2 separate regions of the Mus musculus genome follow, and region 2 is linked to region 1. The links are chromatin loops, found by intact Hi-C in ENCODE. Cell type or tissue: heart. All regions are shown on one strand.

Region 1 (8,000 bases):
TGGCCGATCATTCAAACCACCACATAGTCTAACTTTCTGAAACAGTAATGCCTAACTAAACACTTTCTTTTCTGAGTTGCCTTGGTGATGGTATCTTCTCACAGCAACAGAAAGGCAACCAAAACAAGCCCTAGAACTTGGCAAACATAAATCCTTTACATCTGGATTTTTTTGTTTGTTTGTTTGTTTTGGTTTTGGTTTTTTTTTTTTTTTCCAAGACAGGGTTTCTCTGTAGCCCTGGCTGTCCTGGAACTCCCAGCACTTAAGAGGCAGAGGCAGGCGGATCTCTGAGTTCAAGGCCAGCCTGGTCTACAGAATGACTTCTGGACTTTTTAACTCAGCGTGAGATGGTTAGCCCATGTCTTGACACCACGACCTGCTCCTTTTGACTTTGACAGCAGCGATCCATGTGTAAACACAGTAAACACAGACCCAAGTGACTGGCAGCCATGGCCATGCCTGTTTACTGCTTCCTTCCTTCCCCTCTTGAGTGTTGTCAAGAATTGTATAAAGAAAGGGAAGTACCTCAGCTGCACTCAAACTTGTAGGAAACAGTCCAGAGCCAAGCAGCCGAGGGAGGAAAGACACTACAAGCGAGACAGCTCTGGCTGCTCCACAAATTAGCTATGTGCCCTTCTAGAAGCTACCAGGTGTCTCTTGAGTGTTGTGTTCTTCGAAGGCACAGCGCAAATGGCAGCTTCTGCACCTCTCGGGTCTGCTTGAAAGTTAAAGGTTAAAGGTTAAAGGTTGTTAAAGGTGTGCAAAGGTCCTCAGGAAAGAGCTGCTCCCTGGAGGTTACACACGAGCATCCAGACAGCAGTGGATAGCATCTGGGAACCTGAGATGTTGATGTCCCAGTCCTCAGGCATGGCCTCTGTCATTCCTTTCAGTCTAAGCTTGCCAGGCATGCGCAGACAGAAGTTTCTCGGCGCAGGAGACTCTCTATAAACAGTTTACATCCTTGGGCTGCTTTCCAGGAGGGGCCCAGCAGATGCTCTCAGCAAGGAGCTGTTATCCCATTCCCCAAACTCAGGATGGATTCAGAGAGGAGGGGTGCCCAGCAACCTCAGACAAGCCTTAGGCTTGCTGCCTTTCCCCCAGGCCACAGCTCTCATTGGGTGGAGACTGGCTGTCCTGACTCCTCATGGAAAGGGTTCCAAAGGCAGAGGTTTCCAGAAACTACTCTGAGGCTCATCTCAGCCCATTTAAGGACAGCTATGAGAAATGAGTTCATCTTCTCTCCTCTACCACCCCTTCCATGCCTTCCTTTCCTGTTCTCCTTTCAATGCTGACAGCTGCCCCTCCCCAATTACCCTCGTTTCAGCCACTCCACAAGGAGTGTTGTTTTCCCCCAACCCCTAAGATCTAATAATAATGTTCGAGGCAGAAAGTTCAAGGCTGAGCTAATAAATATGGGACTATCAGGCCTGTGTTACCAGGCTCAGCTACAGCCATTTCTGACGTGATGATCCAACAGGTATACAGTGACTGCCTACAATGTCATAAGCAGTGTCCTACATGCTGGGGACACCTCTCTCTCTCTGTCACTACATATATATATATATATTGTCAAGAATAATGTTTTATTAAATAATTTCTCAAAGCCACCTTCCCATGTTTGTACAAATAATACAAATGAATACAAATTTTCATTGTTTTAACAGCTAAGTAGTACTTCATTGTAAGAACACACCACAATGTGTACCACTTTATTATAAAGTTTTAAAAACAAGCCACATTCCCTTTGTTTATAATGTGTGGTACAACTTTAAGTGTAATACTTAGGCAGACCTGGGGCAATCTGATTGAGGACATTTTGGGCAATGTTCCCTATGCAAGAGTGGAGAGACTGGACTGGCTCAGTCTGAGACACTTTCTATGGTAGAGGGGGGAAGTTCAGTGGCTGCGATCAGTGCTGGCTGGTGGCCTGAGAGTTCACACCCGGACTGGCTCCCATCACCCTCCAGTGCTTTAGAAATAACCTGGATTTATATTACCCACACATAGCATGGTGCCATTGTTCTGCCTCCAGGATCCCTGTCTGTGCAATAAATTCTGTAGTGTACTGAATAAACAAAGGGAAAAGAAAGAAATAAACTTAAGATTGTGAAATGAGAGCCAGGCAGTGGTGGCACATGCCTTTAATCCCAGCGTTAGGAGGCAGAGGCAGGGGGATTTCTGAGTTCGAGGCCAGCCTGATCTAGAGAGTGAGTTCCAGGACAGCCAGGGCTACACAGAGAAACCCTGTCTCGAAAACAAAAACAAACAAAAAAGCAAAACAAACAAAAACCCAAATCAAAAGATTGTGAAATGAGAAGTCAGAGGTGTGTGTGTGTGTGTGTGTGTGTGTGTGTGTGTGTGTGTGTGTGTGATACAGTCCTGCACAGGGCTGTAGGCAGTGAATCCTTTGCCCCATAGTTACAGGCAGCAAATCTGTTTTGGTGAGTTAAAAAACACAGTTAAAAGTTCTTGCTTCATATTCCCTCCCATTATCAGGCCCAGGCTCGTTTGAAGCTGCTCAAGAATAAGCAGTGTGAAGACCGCAAGTTCTGTCTCCGGGAGACACCTTCTCAGGCGCTGCAGTAACCCAGAAGCCCGGGGCATTCCTCACAGTTTCTTATCTGGGTGGTAAAAGCAGGATGCAGCCTAATTGGTTGCTGGTTCTCTCTGGTGAACGCAAGAGGTTTCTGTTTTAAGAAATAAAGTGACTTCTTGGCGGTTGATTCACTGCCCCACGGGGAGAGGCTGAGCAGAGGCTTCCTCTCCGTAGAGATTTGCATACAGCATCCACTTCCTGCTCGAGAGCCTGCTCCACCACTTACCTGGGACTGGAGAGGGCGAGGGAGGTCTGAGCGGCCCAAGGTGGATCCCCGTGAGCAGAGCCAGCGACCACCCCCTGGGCCGTCTGTCGGTGGCGATCTTAGGTAAGTGAACTCACTGGTGCCTGGCTGCTCTGACCTCTTTAACCACTGGCCGGCTTTCCAGTCCACTGGCTTCTCTGTTGCCACAAGGTCCTGATCTCACTTCCCTCCGCCCTCCGCCCTCATGCCCCCACCTTTACCTTGTCCATCTGGAGGCCAGTTTGAGCTGAGACTGTGACAGAGTTCCAGCAGGAATGTGGCGCCAGTTTAGGGTTTCTCTCGGGCAGGCCTGGCTGAGTTTAACTCTATAAGGAGAGGCACACAGCACTACACGCTGCCGGGTTGGAGTTTTCAGTACTCATAGTCAGCCATCAAGAAATCAAAGTACGCAGTGAGTTCAGGGCCAGCCTGGGTGACGTAGCAAGAACCTGTCTTTAAAAACGAATCAAAACTGTTTCTCCAAGGAGGGAGCCATGGTAGAAAGGATTAAGTACTTGGCTTTCAGCCCAAGACACGTCAGGGACTGCGGGAAGGCCAACTCCCAGTTTTTCTCTATTTTATGCTGGGGGAAAATACCAGCCTCACATTCTTGGGTCAGAAAGTGCTCGCCGCCCCCCCCCCACATTCCCCCCCCCCCCAGGCCTCCATTTCCTTTAGCCAGTGGTTTGCTGGGTCTGGATGGTGCTGGGGAGGCCAGAGAAGAAACACTGGATCTTGGAAGCTGCCTTCTCTGTGACTTCCTAGTTCACAGTGGCCTCTTAGACTAGAGACTTTTTCTAAGGGTGTCGTGGAAAGAAACCAAATTAGTAATTGAAAAAAGCAGAAAACGTGCTTCCAAGTTCTCCCTCCACTTTGGTGTGGGTGCATCTCTTAGGCAATTCTCTTTGGCTCCCAGATGCCTGGATTTCTTCATCCACAAAGTGTGTGTGTGTGTGTGTGTGTGTGTGTGTGTGTGTATACATATGTGTGCACTCACACACTAACATGATTATGTCTAAATTCTTTTCTAAGAAACCAAGGCCAGGGTAGTCCCAGAAGGGTACTACCATAATGGGTGGTCTCTAAAACTTGTTTTGTTTACTGATTACTACACATATATATTTTACCCCTGCTACTAGTGCATTAGGAAGGCCTTTGCTTCTATTTTTCCAGCCCCCAGAACCTGGCATGTCATCAGATGCTGTAGAGGCACTCAATCTTGCACGTAAACTTTGAAAAAAAGTTTTTTTTTTTTTTTTCTCAGTTTCCCTCATCTGCTTTCCAGGGTGAAGGTCAAGCAGCTGTCAGGGCAGGCAGCCTGTGGTGGGGTGGTGGGGTGGTGGGGTGTTGGGGTGTTGGGGTGGTGGGGTGGTGGTGAGGTGGGGGTGGGGTAGCAGCTGCAGCTCTGCAGGAGAGCAGCCTAGAATCCAGCCATCATTTCTGGCTTTAACCACGCAGGGGGAAATGGGATTTCTTGAATTTAGCTCATGTCCCATGTGTTTACTGAGAGTCAAGGCAGGCTCCAGAGCTGGCAGACGATCCTGCTGCAGAGGCCAGGAGCTGGATCGGAAGGCACTCCAGGCCCCAGCAGTCCGTGTGTGGGCCTTTAATGGGAGGAGGGGAAAGGGAACAGAGCAACCACCCAGCACCATGTAAGGCTGGTGACTATGATTAGAGTCATCACCAGCTGGCAGATACGCTGGGTTCTTAACCTTTTCCAAACCACTGCTTTAAGAAACGTTATTATTGTTTCTTTTGAGCAACTACTTACTGTCAATACAGTTCCAGGAGCTTTGGGTATTGCTAAATTCTCTGTAGGGAATCCAGGCTCTGGTCTATAGCCTCATTTCTCTGTATTCTGGAATAAGGGCACGTTTGCTTGTGGTGAGTTCCTGATTCTTATTTCAAATCCTGAAGTGTTATCATCTGAAAGTGGGGTAGCAGCACTTTGATGGTAGAAGTGCCACCACAGCCACTCTTAATGTGGTGCTGCTCTCCCCAGTCATTCCACACAGGACAAGCGTTAGGGGGCAAATGATGCAGCCATTCTGACAGGTTCACTTTGTGGGGCCGCCTTAAGCAGGAGGGAGGGTCAGACAACGTTGCAGGATACTGTGGGACAAGAGAGTTTCTTAGCTTAGTGATTCTCAGAGGGCCCGAAGACACACAGTGTTCGAGCCTGCACGTCCCTGAATGAAGGGATTAGTGACTTTCAAATACACTGAAAATTAAGAGGAGAAAGCCCTATTTTCAGGCATCAGCAAGATAGATTACGGTGGCGTAGTTTGTCTAAATTAAATCAATGTCTTTCGTGTTGCAGAATGGAAATCTCAGATCCTGAATTCAAATCATTTTCTGCAGCAGGCAATTTTAGATTAGCTTTAAAAAGCATATCTGTATGAACTGTAGGCTCTAGGAAAGGATGCAGGTGGAGGTGTGGTCAACTTCCAGGTCCTTCCGTAGCCAAGTAAATGACCCTTAAACTTTGATCCTCTTTATCAAAATAGTCCAGCTGACCTTCCACAAGAAGCATCGGATGGCTGGAATCTAGACGCTGTCCTCCAGGCCTCTCCTATTTCTTCTCAATGTTCTGTCTCCCAGATAGTTTCAGTCATGAAACAGGGTTTCCTCTCCCCGCTCCCCTCCAGTGTTCCTTGTCTCCTGCCCAGCTCTGGGGGGCATCCCAGAGCCCATGTGTACTCCAGACTCGGTGCTCTGCCCACTCTTCTGTGTACAGGTGTGCATGCAGGTGTGTGCTGCGTGCAGGTGTGTGCTGCGTGCAGGTGTGTGCTGAAGGTGTGCCCCCAGGCCTTCTTGGAGACAGACCATAGACTAGAAAGCAGCCAAGGAAGGGTGGGTTTCCATCCAGTGGCTGCCCTTAGCATGTTGCCACTTTGGCTCGATTCCCTCATGGCATTGCTGAAAGCAAGATATTTGGGTAGATGGGAGACCCTCGTACAGCCTGTTCCCTTTGAACACCCGGCAGACCCAATCTGCATGGGGTCTTGGCAACTCCCTCAGCAATGCAGGACACCTGGCTCCTCTGCCGTGGTGGAACCCTGTGCCCAGCCTTCTACTGCTCCTCTCAGGCCTAATGCCCATCTCTGAACTTTTCCTATCCCAAGTCATCTGCCTCGACATCCTGGCCAGTGGCCCACTCTACACCGGCGTGCCTCTCCCCTGCGATCCTTCCTGACCTGCCATGCACACAGACTACAAGGTCTTTCTCCCATAGCGGTAACGATCCCAGGCTTTTTCCTCTCTTCCATCCCCTTCCTGTCCCTTCCGCTTCACTCTGTGGCCTGAACTGAGTTAGGAATCACAAACAGATGCATTAGAAAGGCCACCTTATGGGAAGCAGGCAGGCAGGCGGGCAAGCAGGCAGGAAGGTGGGCGGCCGGCCGGACAGACAGACCATGGCAACAAAAGCTCCTGAACTGGCTTGAAGTTGTTTCTCTCCATGTTTCTATCACCAGCTTTCAATGTGGTAGGCAGTCTGTTCCCAGAAGTCTTCCTCCCCATTTCAAGTTCAGCACTAAGTCCCAAGTCCACTTTGCACGTCAGAGTGTTATGACTGCCCTCAGCCTGTTGTGAGTCTTCCTCGTAAGATCCAGCAAATGTTCCCTTGTCTCCAAGGCTCACACCACCTCAAAGTCTCTGGTAAATCATCGTAACGGAACAGCTTCTCTCTCAGGCAAATTCTGCCAGCAAGCTTGGAAGTGTTTGCTCACTGGGGTTTGAATCACTCAGGTGAGCCAGACAGTTCCCTCCAAACTAATCTACTACTAGGGAAACCAATTTGATGGTAATTTGCATACATTTGGGCAGTAGACAAAGAAATTTACAGATAGTTTTAAAGATCTGTGATTAGACATACTAAAAAAAACCCTATTAGTCTTTGGGGCCAGCGAGATGACTCGGCTTGTAAAGTTACTTGCCACCAAACCTGACAACCTGAGCTTGATGCTAGGAATCCACATGGTGTAAATGGAGGACAGATTCCTGACCAATTGTCTTCCTGGGTGCCATGGCATCTCAGTGCAACATATAAACAATCAATAAATGTAAGAAGAAAATTCAAATTATTCTCTGGAGAGTAAAAAATACCTTGAGAATCTATGACTGAAAATATCTGATCCAGATCTGGTGGAGGGTGGCGCATGCCTTTTGTTCCAGCACTTGGGAGACAGAGGCAGGCAGATGTCTGAATTACAGGCCAGCCTGGTCTACAGAGTGGATTCCTGGACAGCCAGAGCTACCTAGACGAAACCCTGTCTTGAAAAACCAAAAGAAAAGACAAGACAAGAAAATATCCAAATTAGAGTTTAGGATCCTCCCAATTATTAATGCATGTATTATTAATGCATGTTTTTATTTCTTATGCTCACCTGGAATATGCTGTTGTATGCCTTTAGGACTCTTCAACTCTATCAGTAACCCAGACAGTATTTAAAAAATAAAAAAAATAAAAAAAAGTTCAGGCCTAGGAAGATGTCTCTGTAGGGTAAAGTGCTTTTTGCCCAAGTTTCAGGACTGGAGTTCAGACCCACAGAGAGCACCCAAGAGCCAAGCGGGTGTGGCAGCCCTCCTGGAATCTCCAGTGCTTGGGAGACAGAGCCAGAAAATCTGAAGAGCAAATTAGCTGGGAGAACTACCACAACGTTGAGGTGGGGAGACACCTTGCCCCAGTATATAAGGTGGAGTGTAATGGAAGAAGACACAGTGTGGGACTCAGTCCTCCACACGAGTGCACCTGCAATTGAGGACGCTTGACCTGGATCTCGGGCCTCCAAAAGCAGTCGAGCACGTACACATATGTACTGTACCCCCACCAAACAAACACGCAGACACACATTTCTTTCAATCCGGCCTACATAGTGGTACATACCTATAATCTCAGCATGTAGGAGGTGAAGGCAGGAGGATCAGGATTTCAAGGCCAGGCTAGGATCCATGAGACACAAATCCAATCCTCTGGTGATCAGCTAGTCTTGATTACTTAGGAGCTGTTAGGCCGTTTATGAGTTAGGAAGGCTGCTCACTCCTGCCTTCCTCTCCCTGGCTCTGCTGTTTGTCTTCTTCCAGGGACACAATGCCTTCATTAAGTCCCACCCGTCCTTGCCTCAGAGATGTCTCCTGGAAGCGATCACCTTTCCAGCT
Region 2 (8,000 bases), 78 kb before region 1:
CAAGAAACAGCCTTAAAAGGCTGTGTGCATTGTACATCAGAAGACACCAGGGTAATTTTTCTTCTCTGTGTACTTTCTTTTAAAATATAATTGGAATTTTTTCCTGGCAGATTATATGCCCTTTGGATCCAGGGTTATTTTGTAAATAACTTTGTGATTAAAGCATTAAAAAAAAAAAAAAAAAAAAAAAAACACTGACAGCCATCCAGCCCCTGCAAATGATTATCTCCGCCTCGGTGTCAGATCCGTGCCTCCTCACTCAGCCTCACACGAGTGGCTCTGAAGCTCTGGCTGTCCGAGGCACAGGCGTGACTGGCTGGGATCTAATTAGGAAGCTCCTGCCCCACCCATATTCCTTGGATGCTTAAAATCTGAAAATAAGTCAGCAGTTCTGAAAGTCCCTTGTACCTGAGGCACCTAGAGAGCTTCTAAAAATACGGGCATCTGTGTCTGACTCTGGGATTCCTGATGTAGTGGATAGAGCCTGAGGACACGCCCTTCCAGCAAATACTGTCACTACTGTTGCTACTTGTCGGAGCCTCAGCCTGCTCACCTGAGCTGGCTCTCCACATCAGTCGCCTGTACGTCGTCGGTTACTGGGACATGAAGGATGGTTTGGTTCCTCCTGGTGACAACATAAAAGGAGACGTTCATTTCTTCTGGTTTTACTAACTCCTTTCTCACTGCTTATTTTCAGAAGCTACAACTCGCTTCTTAAAACATAAACTTGATTTCTTGGTTTTTGTTCAAAGCTTTCTTTTTCCATTGATGCAATTATCCTTTTCATCTCCCTTTTACTTCCACTAAGGAAATCAAATACAGCCACTATTGAGAATCTTTGCCTCTCTGAGTAAACTAAAATTGTTTTGTTTCATTCATAGGAAGTTTGCTTGACTTCTTAAAAGATGGTGAAGGAAGAGCTCTGAAGTTGCCAAACCTTGTGGACATGGCGGCACAGGTGGGCCTGGGGTCTTAATTCAGGCTGTGGCTGTACCAGCACGGACTCTCAAGGTGTTGTGGTGTAACAGCTGTGCCCCCTTCCCTGGGTTTCCACAGGTTGCTGCAGGAATGGCTTACATCGAGCGCATGAATTATATCCACAGAGATCTGCGATCAGCAAACATTCTAGTGGGGAATGGACTAATTTGCAAGATTGCTGACTTTGGATTGGCTCGGTTGATTGAAGACAATGAATACACAGCAAGACAAGGTGGGCACTTCCAGGGCAGTGGCTCCTGATTGATCTTTGCCTGCACAGCCTTCTCCTTACCTTCATTTCCTCCCTCTTCCCTTTGTTTGTCTGATCTGGCGCGAGCTGCACAGTTCTCAGGTGGGAGCTAGTGGATCTAGTTGGCGTGTGCAGTGCTGGTCTAGTAAGTGGGCGTCTGTTCCCATGGCTTGCCTGGCTTTTGGGAAGTATCTAGGCCCACGGTGTTCCACTTTTGGAGAAAGAAGGCTTTGAGAAGCCAAGTTATAGCTCATTCTCCATTAGCCACCTCTGAGCAGAAATCAGGTGACACTCCAAGTCAGACAAGTTCCTTTACAAAGGAACAGGCGTGGTGTTGGAAAACGGAGAACATAATAAATAGCAGGGGAGCCAAGGCTCAGAATGCAACAGGAGTAGGTAGCGCCAGAGCAAAGACACCTCCTGGTAGAGAGCCTGCACATGGAGGCGATTCCTGATCTCAGTCAGCAGCTGCCTGCCAGGCCCAGCCAGGACCAGCTGGGACCAGCCTGAGACTGAGCTCTGCAGAGCGCTGAGGAGAAAAGAAATGGTCTGGAGGGCCTGGAGGACTGCAGTGCTGGAGAAGCCGTCTCTTCTCCTGCCTCACCCACCCCCTGCAAAGGGTCAAAGACATTAGTTTTATGTAAACCACGTACCAGACCAGAAGCCAACCCACTTGGGGAGGAGGGATTGTTTGTCAAGCACCAGATGTCAGGAAAGAATTCCCAAGGTGTTTTCTGCCTTCCTGGCTGGCTGCTTGCATGGCAGTGTCCAGGCATAGCACTGAGGAACTAGCAACAGTGGAGGCCTCTGTGTGGGTTTTAAAGCCGGAACTCAGGCAGGGAGTAGGTTTCCTTGGTGAAACTAACCGAAGCCTGGCCACCCCAGCCAAGCTGAGCAGTAGTGGGGATGGATTACAGGATGGTGCATTCTGCAGTTTTATGTTGAATAGTAGTTGTTTCGCTCATTTTTGGCAATTCCTTCCGCCTTTCACTTGCCTCAGAATGGAAGTGCAGTGAATGATGTGAGAAAATGTTAAACTGGGGCCCTGCCTAGGTACTGACACTATCCAAGTGCTCGGTTGCATGTCGGACAAACCGCCCAGCTATTTGAATTCCCCACTCCCACCCCTGGCACACGCCATCTCTTGCCCTTGTGGGATCCTGGGGGGTACGGGGGGGGGGGGTATGCACACAGACACACACCCAAAGTCAGGGGTCACAAAAGCAGGCTGTATCTCTAAGCAGAGAGGAATACAGACGTGACTTGGTGACAGGGCATGCCAAGAGGGTCTGAGTGAATATGATCAGAGGCCTTGCCCTGAGGGAGAGCCTGTGAGGGTTGATAACCAGCATGTTCCATTTAGGAAATGGCTCCAAAGAAACTCAGGAGCTTCCGTCTGTGTGTGAGAAAGTCTCCGTGGCAGAGGGAGCAGTGCAAGACTGTTTACTTTTAACTAGACTTTGAACTCTGTAGAGTCTATGGTTAACACCCTTGACCCATCTGTGAATGAGAGGTGTCAGGCCAGGAGCTAACAGATGCTACCAGAGTACTGTTGGGATGGACTGGGTACATAAGTCATGCATCATTCATAAGGGTGCCTAAGACTGTGGCCTCAGGCGGCTGGCACCTCTCATGTCAGGTTCTGCACTGGAACCCATCCAGGGCCCTCTCAGCCTGGCCATGCAGCCTTCCTTCCCACTTCCCACCATGACTGCCTCTCTGCCCTGCCTCCCCCCCATGACATCCAGACCACAGTCTGAGGCCCTTTCCAAGGACAAGCCTCAGTCCTTTGTTCAGCATTTCCTTGACAGAAGAGTCCACCTTTCCCTCTTAGAATATTATTTCTTCTTTCTTATCTTTGTCAACTGTCTTCAGATGCATACCAAACACTGAAAAGGGTAAGCAATAAGGGTTACAGGAGCTAGAGTATGACAGGAGAGACGGGCAGTCTGTGCTGTCCTGAAGCTGAGAACCAGGAAAGGCCAAGGCACGTCAGGACCTGGAAGGGGCAGGAAATAGACCCATAGTTAGCATATTTGTTCATACAAATCACAAAGCTCACAAGTGGAAGGTCCGGATTTGAAAACAGTACAGCCCACCTGACCAGGTGTGCTCTTGAGCTGTGCCCACTGTCTCCCCCCAAGACAGTGAATCAGAGAATAGAATGGAAAACCAGAGAGAATTAGTCCTAAGTCCCACTTCCCCTTTATTTTATGGAAAAAGCCTCAAGGGACAACCTCTCAGATTCACATGTGTCAGGGGACCAGAGAGACTTTTCCTTTTGCAGCCTTGGCTAGCCCAGCTGTTCCTACAGTTCCTTCACTGTGCCTGCCCTGCCCTGGCCTGTCCACGAGATGGAAAGGTCCGGCATGTGTTTGCCAATGTATTCTGCAGATGGCATGTGTGCTGCATGCCGGCGTTCCTGCCGGGGATTAATAAGCTCCTCTAGACAGCTGGTCCATGTGCCTAATAATATTTGCAAGTCGGGTTTTATGTCACCCGCAGGCCACAGCCGTGCCGCGTGTTGATTATGGGAGTGCAGGCAGTGTTCTGAAACATGTGCCAAATGTAGCTATTTTAGGACCATGAATGACAAATTGTTTGCAAAACAGTTGTGAGTTTCCCATCTCAAGGTGCTCTGAAATGTCTGTCACCACGGACAGACACACACACAAGGTGTGACAGCACAGGACACAAGGACACTGCAGTATGGAGCTCTGTTACAGGTCTTCCATGTGTCTTTGTCTCCTACAAGCCCCATACTCACCCCCTGCCTGCCTGGCTTGTGAGGAGAAGCCCAGTGTCAAAGAAGAATTCAAGACCAGGCCTAGTGCCTATGAAGGTTACCCTTCACTTGACAGCATTCTAGAAGCAACTAGAATCATTTGGGGTTCCTTGTAATGGCCTGGACACTTCAAAATAAGAACTAGTTCTTGTTTAGTCATAAGCTCTGCACTAAATTCTGTCCATCTGGAGTCGCTTAAATAATCCATAGCAAGTGTTTGAATAGTTTGTTTATCAAAGGAACTTGGCTAAAAGTTGTTAAGGAGATACCCAGGCCAAAGCAGAGGCCCTGTGTGGTCTCAGCTCCTCTGGGGACTGAAGAGGGAAGATCTCATCAGCCCAGGAGTTCGAGACTGGCATGCACAAAACTGTAAGATTCCACGTCGAAGGAAGAAAGGAGGGAGGGGGGAACGCAGAGGAAGCCTAAGGGCACATAAGGACAGTTGGCTAGCATGAGAAAGAACACAAGAACATTAAACTCATGCAGCAAAGCCCAGCAATACCCACTGACTTGGGCCCTGGGCAAGCTGGGTGATTCGTCCATGGGCAGATTACTTATTTTTAACTGCAAATGCATCTTCCCTGTCTGTGCGTGTTTGCAGCTACTGGAAAGCACTTGTGTGTCTAACCTAGCCCCAGCGAGTAGGAACTGGACAGTGTCGCTTGCTGCTGTTCTGTTTTTACTATACAGAGGACCAGGCTGCTAGAGAATAAACAAATGGGTAGGTTGCAGTTGTACTGGAAAGAGCCAATTACCATTCAGGGTTAAAAAAGAAGCTAAAGGCCCTTTCCAGGAGGCAGGTGTAGGCTATGGTTAGAGTGGCACTGTCAGCAGCAGAGAAGGGAGAACGTCGGGGCCATCTTAACATCTCAGCGAGAGAGAATGAGTATGAGTTGGGATTTGTTGTATTTGAGGTGTCTGTGCCGGTGCATCTAAGCCCAGAGAAGCTGCTGCAGCATCGCAGCTGATCCACTGCCACAGCAGGGTCCTCTGACCCTCATCCTTCCCACTCTGTCACCTACGCCTCTCCTAGAACTCTACTGACAGCCACCTCTCTACCCCCAGTCCCACGATCCTTCCAGAAGTTACTGGAGCCCCCAGCTGGGCCCAGGGCTTCGAGGTGAGGCTGTGCTCTTGAGCCACACCCTCTCCTCAGCATCAGTTGTTTGCTCCTCTGTCACAGCCCCTGGCCATCCGTTCCTTCTCATGGAAAATGAAAATGGGTGGGAGAACTCTCCACAGACTTGGTCTTTTTCCTCATTCCTCAAGCAGCTGAGAGCTGGCTAATGCTGATTTGAACCTGGCACACTCAGCTCAGCTAGACCTGGCCATGTTTAGCAATGACTTGCTCTTGTGGACACTTGATTTCTCTTCTCTTCTCTTCTCTTCTCTTCTCTTCTCTTCTCTTCTCTTCTCTTTTTTTTTTCTATTTTCTTTTTTAAAATTTACATTCATCCAGTAAAGTAGACAAATCTGGTATGCAACTGGGTATGTGTTTACATAGTTTTGAAAGCACCTCACAGAGAAAGACAGACCTATAAAGACCATTTCATTCCACTCTAGTCCACAATCGGCCCCAGAGAGGGCTGTTTTCTGTTGCTTCAGATTCCCTCTGCCTGTAAGGAAGTTCATGAGTGTGACTTCACAGATCCCTTCCTTAGTAAGCCACCACTCTCAGGAATAGCCTCGCCTAGCCGTGACGTACTCTTTGATCTGCTTCTTGCTTCCTGTAACAGGCCTTGGCTTCTCACAGCAGACTGATATTTCACTGAGCAGAGGTACCATGTGCCCCATCACTGTACGGAGGAGCAGTAGGGCAAACTCTACTTGGGCTGGTACAGATGAAGCTGCCGGGCGGGAGACACACCCCTATCTCCCGGGTACTCACCCTGTCAGAAGGGCTGGTACTGGCTTGTCAGCAGCAGGTGCTGTCCCAAGAACACCGATTTAAAAGGCAACTGCAGCTAGGTGACTTGCCTGGTTTGGAAATCAGAACCCCCAGGTTTAAACCACTTCTGTCACTGACACACAGGGTGGCCTCAAGCAAATCAGCTACCTCTTTGGAGCATCATGTTTATCCTCTGTAAAATAGATAGTAACAGGGCCTGCCTCACATGGATACTATATGATTGAGTAAGCAATCTATAAAAATTTGAGGGTGGTAAAATATGAAGAATTATTTTAAAACTTCAATTTTTTGTGATTGACATGTTTTCCATAGAGAGGGTTTTATGGTATTAAAAATCATTTAAAGAGAAAAAAATGTTAGTAATCAATAGAGGAAAGGTACTTATAAAGCCATAATACACAGCCAGATAGGTGGATGATTGATTGATTGACTGATTGATAGATGATAGATAGGTGAGTGGATGTGTGTGGAATGTGTGCATATGAATGTGCATGTGTACAAGAGCACACACATATCATTATTTATAGCCCAGACCAGTCTATTTTTCTGGTTCTATCTACATGTCCCACAGACCCTCTGTTCTGAACTCAACGAAGGGAGAGTCAACTAACCCTGCCCCTCCATTGTCTTGGGCAGGCCTTCATTCTTTCCTCCTGTTAAGAACCATTCATGGCTGGGTGGGTATGGTGGTACACACCTTTAATCTCAGCACTAGGAAGTCAAAGGCAGGCAGATCTATTGAGTTTGAGGCCAGCCTGGTCTGAGTTCCAGGGCAACCAGGGCTACATAGAGAGACTGCCCACTCCCACCCCCACCCTCACCCCCACCCCCAAAAAAGAAAGAAAAGAACTATCCACAGCCCCGAGCTGCATGCACATGGTTTTTATTTATATTTATTATATATCATTATTGTGTCTGACATCACATATGTACATAAGTTCTCACATGAATCCTGGTAGCAATTCTCCTGGATATCACTAACACAGGTCTCGCTGTTCCTCTGTGGGGATGGGGGCCTAAAGACTGAATACAGCCCTCATGAGCACGGAACATTTATTGGCACTGTCTGTGTACAGCAGTGGACATAGCTCTTATCACTGCCCTTCTCCTCGCTCTCTGCAGACACACTTTTCTGCTCTCTGTGCAGTATGTACAGGCTTCCCAGAAATGGAGTGCTAGAATTCTGTAATCCTGCAAGAACCCTTAGAGAAGGTTGTTGCTTATGTCGGTGTTTGCTGCACACTGTGAGCTGGTCTCTGGGGGAAGTTCAGGAGCTAGCTTCCCAGCTAGATAGACCTGTGCTCAGATGCTAGCCTAGCTCTGCCTTCCCTTGGGTTGCAGCCTCTCTGGGCCTCAGCATAGTCATCTGGGACCCCCTCTCTGGTGGCTGTGGCTTAGAAAGGGCAGAGCTGTTTGGTGTCCTTTGCTTCTGTTCTCCCTCACAGGACTTTCTCCTCCCAGACCTCCTACCTCCTTTCTCTGTATTCCTCACTCTGTTCAAAAAGATGGCCAGGCCTGGGCTGACTCTGAGCCTGGCCGGAGAAGTCGTGGCATTATCTTAGTATGAGTCCTGGAATCTCTGCAGATCTGCTCGGGCACCTGGGATAAGTTGCTTTGAACCTGCCTTCTTCTGCAAACAAAATTGTCACACGGTCTGAGAACAGACAGGAAGCACTCACCACAGAGGACTTAGTGCAGTTGGCAGTGGCATTAACAAAAGCAGTGATAAGTTGACCCTATAGACACATACAGCCGTCCTCTGCATACACGCCCACAGATAGTACCCACGAGCCATGCTGTACAGGGCCTTCCCACTGCCTCCTGCCAGGCCTTGTCCCCATTTGAATCATGAAGAGCAGGAACATGGAGTTTCTCTGTGGGTTTGGTGGGTTGGTTGATTTGTTCCAAGGCAGCAACCAAACGAGCATATAGGAAACACATGTCAAAACGATGTAATCTTTGAGTCTGTGGACTATTTGGACAAAAGGAGAACACTCAGAACTCTGGGTAACTTTGTTACTGGTTTATATATTAAGTAGAACAAGAAAAATGTGTCTGTTCAAATACTCCCAGTATTG

The links. Peaks named below come from ENCODE experiments on the same cell type or tissue, not always from the same donor. Only the 100,000 strongest peaks of a DNase experiment are listed, where the experiment ranks them.
Region 2: it touches region 1 in a loop (2.3-fold over the local background); 6 of 42 quality-filtered maps call a loop at or near these places.

The regions. Positions count from the first base shown.
Region 1 is chr10:39,610,423-39,618,422 of GRCm38, forward strand. Traf3ip2 (TRAF3 interacting protein 2) reads left to right here and starts at 2,512. Exons shown (of 9, transcript NM_134000.3): 1 at 2,512-2,924. Gm16364 (predicted gene 16364) reads right to left here and starts at 3,260. Exons shown (of 6, transcript NR_152259.1): 1 at 3,062-3,260. In heart, no CTCF peak of the experiment used is centred here; DNase peaks (open chromatin) are centred at 2,979, 3,679, 4,399 and 5,759; H3K4me3 peaks cover 3,075 bases; H3K27ac peaks cover 4,519 bases.
Region 2 is chr10:39,532,753-39,540,752 of GRCm38, forward strand. Fyn (Fyn proto-oncogene) reads left to right here. Exons shown (of 14, transcript NM_001122893.1): 11 at 882-958; 12 at 1,057-1,210. Among named protein-coding and RNA genes, the nearest start is that of Gm40627, 54 kb to the right of the region's middle. In heart, a CTCF peak has its summit at 3,579; DNase peaks (open chromatin) are centred at 1,909 and 3,689; H3K27ac peaks cover 2,674 bases.